Regions from separate parts of the Homo sapiens genome. Here region 2 is linked to region 1. The links are chromatin loops, found by intact Hi-C in ENCODE. Cell type or tissue: psoas muscle. All regions are shown on one strand. Each heading gives the region's core, and the rest is flanking DNA. Links, peaks and the distances in the headings are about the cores only.

Region 1 (2,919 bases), core at 307-2,806:
AATTGCCAAAATTTTGTCCTATCAGCCATCTTCCACCAGGCCTTGGAATTTTCAGCAAATATCTAGTTTTGCAATTCTTTTAGCTTCACCAACCCTCCAGGGTGAAGAAAAAAAAAAAAAGCTTCCCACAAGGATTTGAGGCTTGCAAGTGGAGGAAATCTTTGAGAAAAATCTGGGTTGATGAGAAGCTAAGAAAAGCCAAGAGGAAAGAGACATATCTATATATGTTTATGCAAAAAATAGAAAAGGTTGAAAAGCAATGTGTTTCTAAAATACTGCTTCTATGAAACCAACCTTCTGTTACTCCTTACTCCTCAGTTAACTGAAAAAGGCAGGGTGATTCCCCGTCTTCTATTCATGTCCTCCTCCACAGAGGCTGGAAAACGCAGCAGCATGCAGCCCTGATGTAGGTGGACTTGGGTTCAAATCCCTCCACTTAACAGACACTAGGCACTGCACTCCACCTTTCTTCAGCTCAGTGCTATCCCATGAGAAATGGGTAATGATATCGAATCTGCTGGACTGAGAGCAGAATTCTATTATCAATGGCAAAACCTGCAGTTAGTTTTGCGCCAACCTAATAAATCATGACAATAAAATCCATGTCAGCTGATGGGCTCCTAACACAGGATGACTACTTTTATCACAGGCACTGTAGTTCAGCGATCAAAAGAGCGTCTTTATTTACCAAATACCTTTTATATTTGCCTCTATATTTAAGATATTTATATATCTTCTGAGCTCCTACTATGGGGCCAGTGACTGGGGTACAGAGGTACGGAAAGTTCATAGGGTCCCTGACCTCCTGGACCCTAGAATCTGGGGAAGAGGAGATATCACCCAAATCATGACCAAATAAACACATAATTACCAACTGTGATAAATGCTATGAAGGGAACATATGGTGTATTCAGAGAAATGGAGGGACCCAGTCTATTCAGGAAGATCTCGAGCCAGGTAGTGAGGAATTCACTAGCCATGGTGGACAAAGCAGTCCAGACAGTGGGACCAGCAAGCGCCAGGAATCTGAGATCGGAAGAATCATAGACCTTTTGAGGAGCAGAGGAAAAACCAGAGTGGGGATGCATGGAAATAGAAGAGGGAAACAAAGCTGGAGATTCCAGCAGTCCTCACACTGAGCCATAAGAAGGATTCAACAGCTGTGGTCATTTGCCATAGGAGGAATCGGCAGCCACAAAGGCAAAGACGGGCTCTCAGCTCTGCAATTTAAATTTGCAGTTCAAATACCCACTGCAACCTCCTTTTCAAATACCACTTCTAGACCCCACACCAGCTAAAATAAGCAGCAATATTTTCATGAATGGAAGATATTTCAAAGATAATATATGCATACATACATACGTCTGTGTGTATGTTTGTCTATATATGTTTGTATGTATGCATATGTGGCATTCACCTTAGCCACCTTGGGAAATGTCTACATTCACTACCAAGTTATGATCCCTTCAGATCCTTGGGTTTTTAAAAAGGCAGACACAGCAGTATCTCCCACAGCAGAGGCTCTTATAATGTGACCCTACACTCCTCCACTGAATGACTGCTGGTATCTATGCCCTTCTCCTTCAACGTGGGCTGACATCTAACGCTGCTTTGACTAACAGAAAATAGCGAAAATGACATTCTGTGACTGTGACTTATGAGGCTAGGATATAAACATGCCATCTTTCACCTTGTCCTTTTGGGATATCCGCCCTTGCGACCCAGATGTCATGCTCTCAGGGAGTTCAAAGTGAGCCACATAAAGAGATCGCATGGAGAGGCCACGTGTGGGTGTTCTGGTTGGCAGCCCAGCTCTGAGGGTCCAGTGAAGAGCCACATCGACCCCAGGCATGGGAGAGGTGTTGCTTCAGATGACTCCAGATGCAGCTGTCAAGCCACCCAGCTTTGCAATCTTTCCAGCTGAGGTACCAGATGTAGTGGAGCAGAGACAAGCCAGCCCCATTACCCCCATCCAAATTCCTGACCCAAAGTATCCATAAGCAAAAAAAATTAAGTGGCTGTTTTACACCACTAACTTTTGGGGTGACTTGTTATGCAGCAATAGCAACTAGTATAGAAAGTAGCTCAAAGTATATACATAAATACATACATACATTCATGCACATAGGTATATGTACATATGTGTGTGTATATGTACATGCATGTGTGTGTAATTTTTTTCTTTTTTTCCTTTTTTTCTGTTTTTGAGACAGGGTCTCACTCTGTTGCCCAGGCTGGGGTACAGTGGTACAATGATGGCTCACTGCAACCTCAGTCTTCTGGGCTCAAACAATCCTGCTGCCTGAGACTCTGAGTAGCTGGGATTACAGGAATGCACCACCACACCCAGCTAATTAAAAAAAATTTTTTAAGAGATGGGGTCTTACTATGTTGCCTAGGCTGGTGTATATTTTTTCTTAATTACTATTGACCTCCCTGAGAACCTTCTAGAGAGAAAGTCTAGAATTACTCCTCAGTTAGAATCCCTGGGCTTTATCCACACTACTTCTGGAAAAAAAATGGCTGGGTAGTTCATGTCAAAGAAAAATATAACACTTTTAAACCACTCAAAATACACAAAAGTAATCTATTCTCATTGCAAAAAGGAAAGAAAATCCTCCTCAGCAAATCTAACACCTTATTTTAATTGGCTTTGAAAACAGAGATCAAAAATGAGATCTTCATCCATAACAACTAAATAGGGCAACTAGAGCTCATTGCTTTCCACCACTGAAGGCTCATGCCTCCGAAAAGAGTGTCTGCAGATTAAATAAAGCAATACCTATAAGGTGGGAATAGCGCATTGCCTGGCACATAAGAGCCCACCAAAATTCCAGTTATTATTATTGCTTTTGTTGTTAGAATTTCTTGATTCCAGCACTAATTCTTCCTGACCTAAATTAAGCAGACCTCATGTTA
Region 2 (2,919 bases), core at 123-2,622, 65 kb before region 1:
GCCTCCTGTCTAGATGACGGTCTGTTTAGACCTGAGCTACCTGCGGTGTGGCCTGCTGACAGACTCGCTCTGCAGGGAGTAGCTGGAGAATGTTGCTCTAGGAATCTTGCACTGTGCCCCACCCGTAATGATGCCCCAGGACAGAGGGTGGGAAATTCACGAATACACTCCTACTACAGTGCCATCAAACCCAGGGCACTAAGCTGTCCACACTTTATTAGTAATTCTCACAGCAATCATGAAAGATCAGAATGATGATGTCAACTTCTAGAGAAGCACACAGAGACTCTGAGAACCTGGCTATTTGGCCAAAGTCCACAGCTTCAGGTCAGTGTGACTCTAAGACCCGGGGTAGAGATAAGGCCCTCAGATTTACATATTTGCTCTACACCCTTGAGATGTTTGCAATTGGGCTGGAAAGACAGGAGATACATCCAAAGACAACTGCAAGTTCTGACCACCCTGTCCAATAGCTCTTTCTGTGATGATGGAAATGTTTTGGGACCTGTGCTGTCATCTGTGATCCAACTATCGAGTATTTGACATGTAGTTGGTGCAACTGAGAATCTGAATATTTAATTTTAGTTGGTTTGAATTCACTTGAATTGAAATTGCCATTGAATGTCCATATTTAACAGCACATGTGGAGACATTTTATACCAGCAGCAGTCAGAAAAGAATGCTGCAGTCTGGGGTGGTCCAAGCAAGCTTCATGAAGCACGTGGGCTCTGACCCAGCCCTTGATGTGTTAGGATTTGAACAGAACTTCTCCTGTTTCAGGCATGATCATCTTCCTTGTGGAATTTGGTTCTGAATCAAGGGCCTCAGAAACCAAGCCCGGTTCTTTTGGTCTGCAGGTAAGGAAATCAAGATTGTCCCTCCTGGATCCATATTCCCTTTGGACCTGCTTTTCGCAGCATGACTCAGCTTGCTTTTGCTTCCTCCCATATTCCTCCTGAAGCCTTTCCTCTCCTCCCTTTCCCTGTGTGGCCCCTGCCAACACAGGCAGATCCCGGGTTCACGTTCTTTTTATCTACCTAGACATTTTCTTTTCTATCTGTGAGGCTGAGTTATTTCCACTCTTGGAATGACTTTGAATGTGCTTTATGCTTCTACATCTGTCACTCTGAGAACGGTATTTCCCAATACAGTGAGCAATGCTACTCACAGAGAGACCAACCACCTGCCCCCAAAACACACCCCAGCAACAGGGAACAGAATCCCCCCATCCTTGCTGGTTCTGCATATGGCTGAACCTAATGCTCAGAGCTGGTCACCATGTCCTGTCTGATTCCATTCTTTCCCATACCAGAAGTGATACCTGGGCTTTCTAATACTATTAGCTGATTAATCCTAATTAGCTTATTAGTTGGAGAAAGATGTTGAAAACTATTTGACTACAGGACCAGATCTGTTCTTGGCACAGAAGCTGTGCCTTCCCTGCTATGCCTTTTCAGGCTAGTCCTTGGAAATCTCTGCTTCTTAAAGTACACGTGGTTCAGTCCCTCAGTGGGGCACTTGGACCCTTCATACCCATTTTCATTTCTAACTCACGTAGCTGCCCATGTGCTGCTTCACTTTCAAGTGAAAAATGCTCCTTGTGAGCATGGAACAACAGCCACAGTAACCCTTGGATTCTCCAGGTTGAGGAACATAGACTACATAGGGTATTTTTTTTGTTTGTTTTTGTTTTTGTTTTTCTGGTGGTGGTGGTGGAGGCAGGGCAGATAACTATTTTTAATTCTTTCCAGCTTTGCTTGAAAGCTGATTGTTAAGAGTCTAAGTATGGTGGGAAGGGCACTCCCACCCATCTTCCCAATAGATCGCAGACCTGCAATTCTCTGACATGTCTTCTGTACTCAACAGCCTGTAGTTGTTTGGGCTGCAATGGAGATTGTTTATATCCTTCCGTGCTGACACTAAAGATGAGACAGACCTTTGGATGTAGGATCAGCATGTCATTGAGCTCCTGGGCCCTTGACAGTGGCACACATGAGGCCAAGTCCCCACCAGGCAAGGACAGAAAGCCCCAGAGAGCTTCGAGGTCCAAGTCAAAGCAGCAAAATATGGCTACAGACCTACTCCATCCCACCGCCTGTTTTGGTACAACCTGTGAGATAAGAATGCTTTTTAAATTGATAAAGCATTATAAAAAATTATTTTAAGAATACACTACAGATGCGATATGTGGCCTGCAAAGCCTACAGTATTTACTGTCTGGCCCTTTCCAGAACAAGTTTACTGACTCCAGGTCTAAACCTTCAGGGACTTCATTCATCCAGAGGGATGCCTGTCACGTCCCTGAGGCTTGGTGGGCTGGGTCCTCACAGCTCCTCATTCCCTTTGATCTGCTTTGTTTTCTTTTTCTGTTTAGTAACATTAGAGATAGAATGTTCCATATATATTTCTGGGGAATGGCATAATAGATATCAAATCTCACAACCAATAAATTAATATTCGCCTCTTCCAAGAAGTTCAACATCGTGAGTGACGATCCGGCCCAATCCCTGTGTCTCTACTGTGATAGAAACAAAGTTCCTGATTAAAAACCAGCCAAAGAGGACCAAAGCAATCAAAGCAAAGGTAACCACAAAATATCCTCACCCATCCTGCTCCTGCCTTGGTTTCTCACTTGGCAGCACCAGCCTCCACATCTGATCTCAGTACCGCATCAGGAGTGTCACTGTCTCTGACTTACCCCCAGCTCCAGTAGAAAACGAACACAGAGGTCAAAACACAACTTAATAGTCCCTCAGGATGTCACCTGAAAGTTTCTTAGACTCCCATCCTAAACATCTTTGGAGGCTTTCTGGATTAAAATTCTAAGAAAACACACAGCAGCTGGCTCTTCCTCAGCCATAGCCAGAGAAAATGACAGCTGCTGCCCATGAGTAGTCAGCACTGTTACCTGGTTCGGTG

Evidence for each region. Hi-C counts contacts between places; a loop is a spot of excess contacts. Peaks named below come from ENCODE experiments on the same cell type or tissue, not always from the same donor. Only the 100,000 strongest peaks of a DNase experiment are listed, where the experiment ranks them.
Region 2: a loop joins it to region 1, with 2.7 times the contacts of the local background. A loop is called at or near these places in 10 of 110 quality-filtered maps.

The regions. Positions count from the first base shown.
Region 1 is chr20:19,215,896-19,218,814 of GRCh38, reverse strand. All of the region lies in intron 1 of SLC24A3 (solute carrier family 24 member 3), which reads right to left. Among named protein-coding and RNA genes, the nearest start is that of SLC24A3, 4.7 kb to the right of the region's middle. In psoas muscle, for the core only: no CTCF peak of the experiment used is centred there; no DNase peak of the experiment used is centred there.
Region 2 is chr20:19,281,077-19,283,995 of GRCh38, reverse strand. It overlaps SLC24A3 (solute carrier family 24 member 3), which reads right to left. Exons shown (of 17, transcript NM_020689.4): 2 at 2,909-2,919. It overlaps SLC24A3-AS1 (SLC24A3 antisense RNA 1), which reads left to right. Exons shown (of 8, transcript NR_024564.1): 2 at 781-857. Among named protein-coding and RNA genes, the nearest start is that of SLC24A3-AS1, 2.1 kb to the left of the region's middle. In psoas muscle, for the core only: no CTCF peak of the experiment used is centred there; no DNase peak of the experiment used is centred there.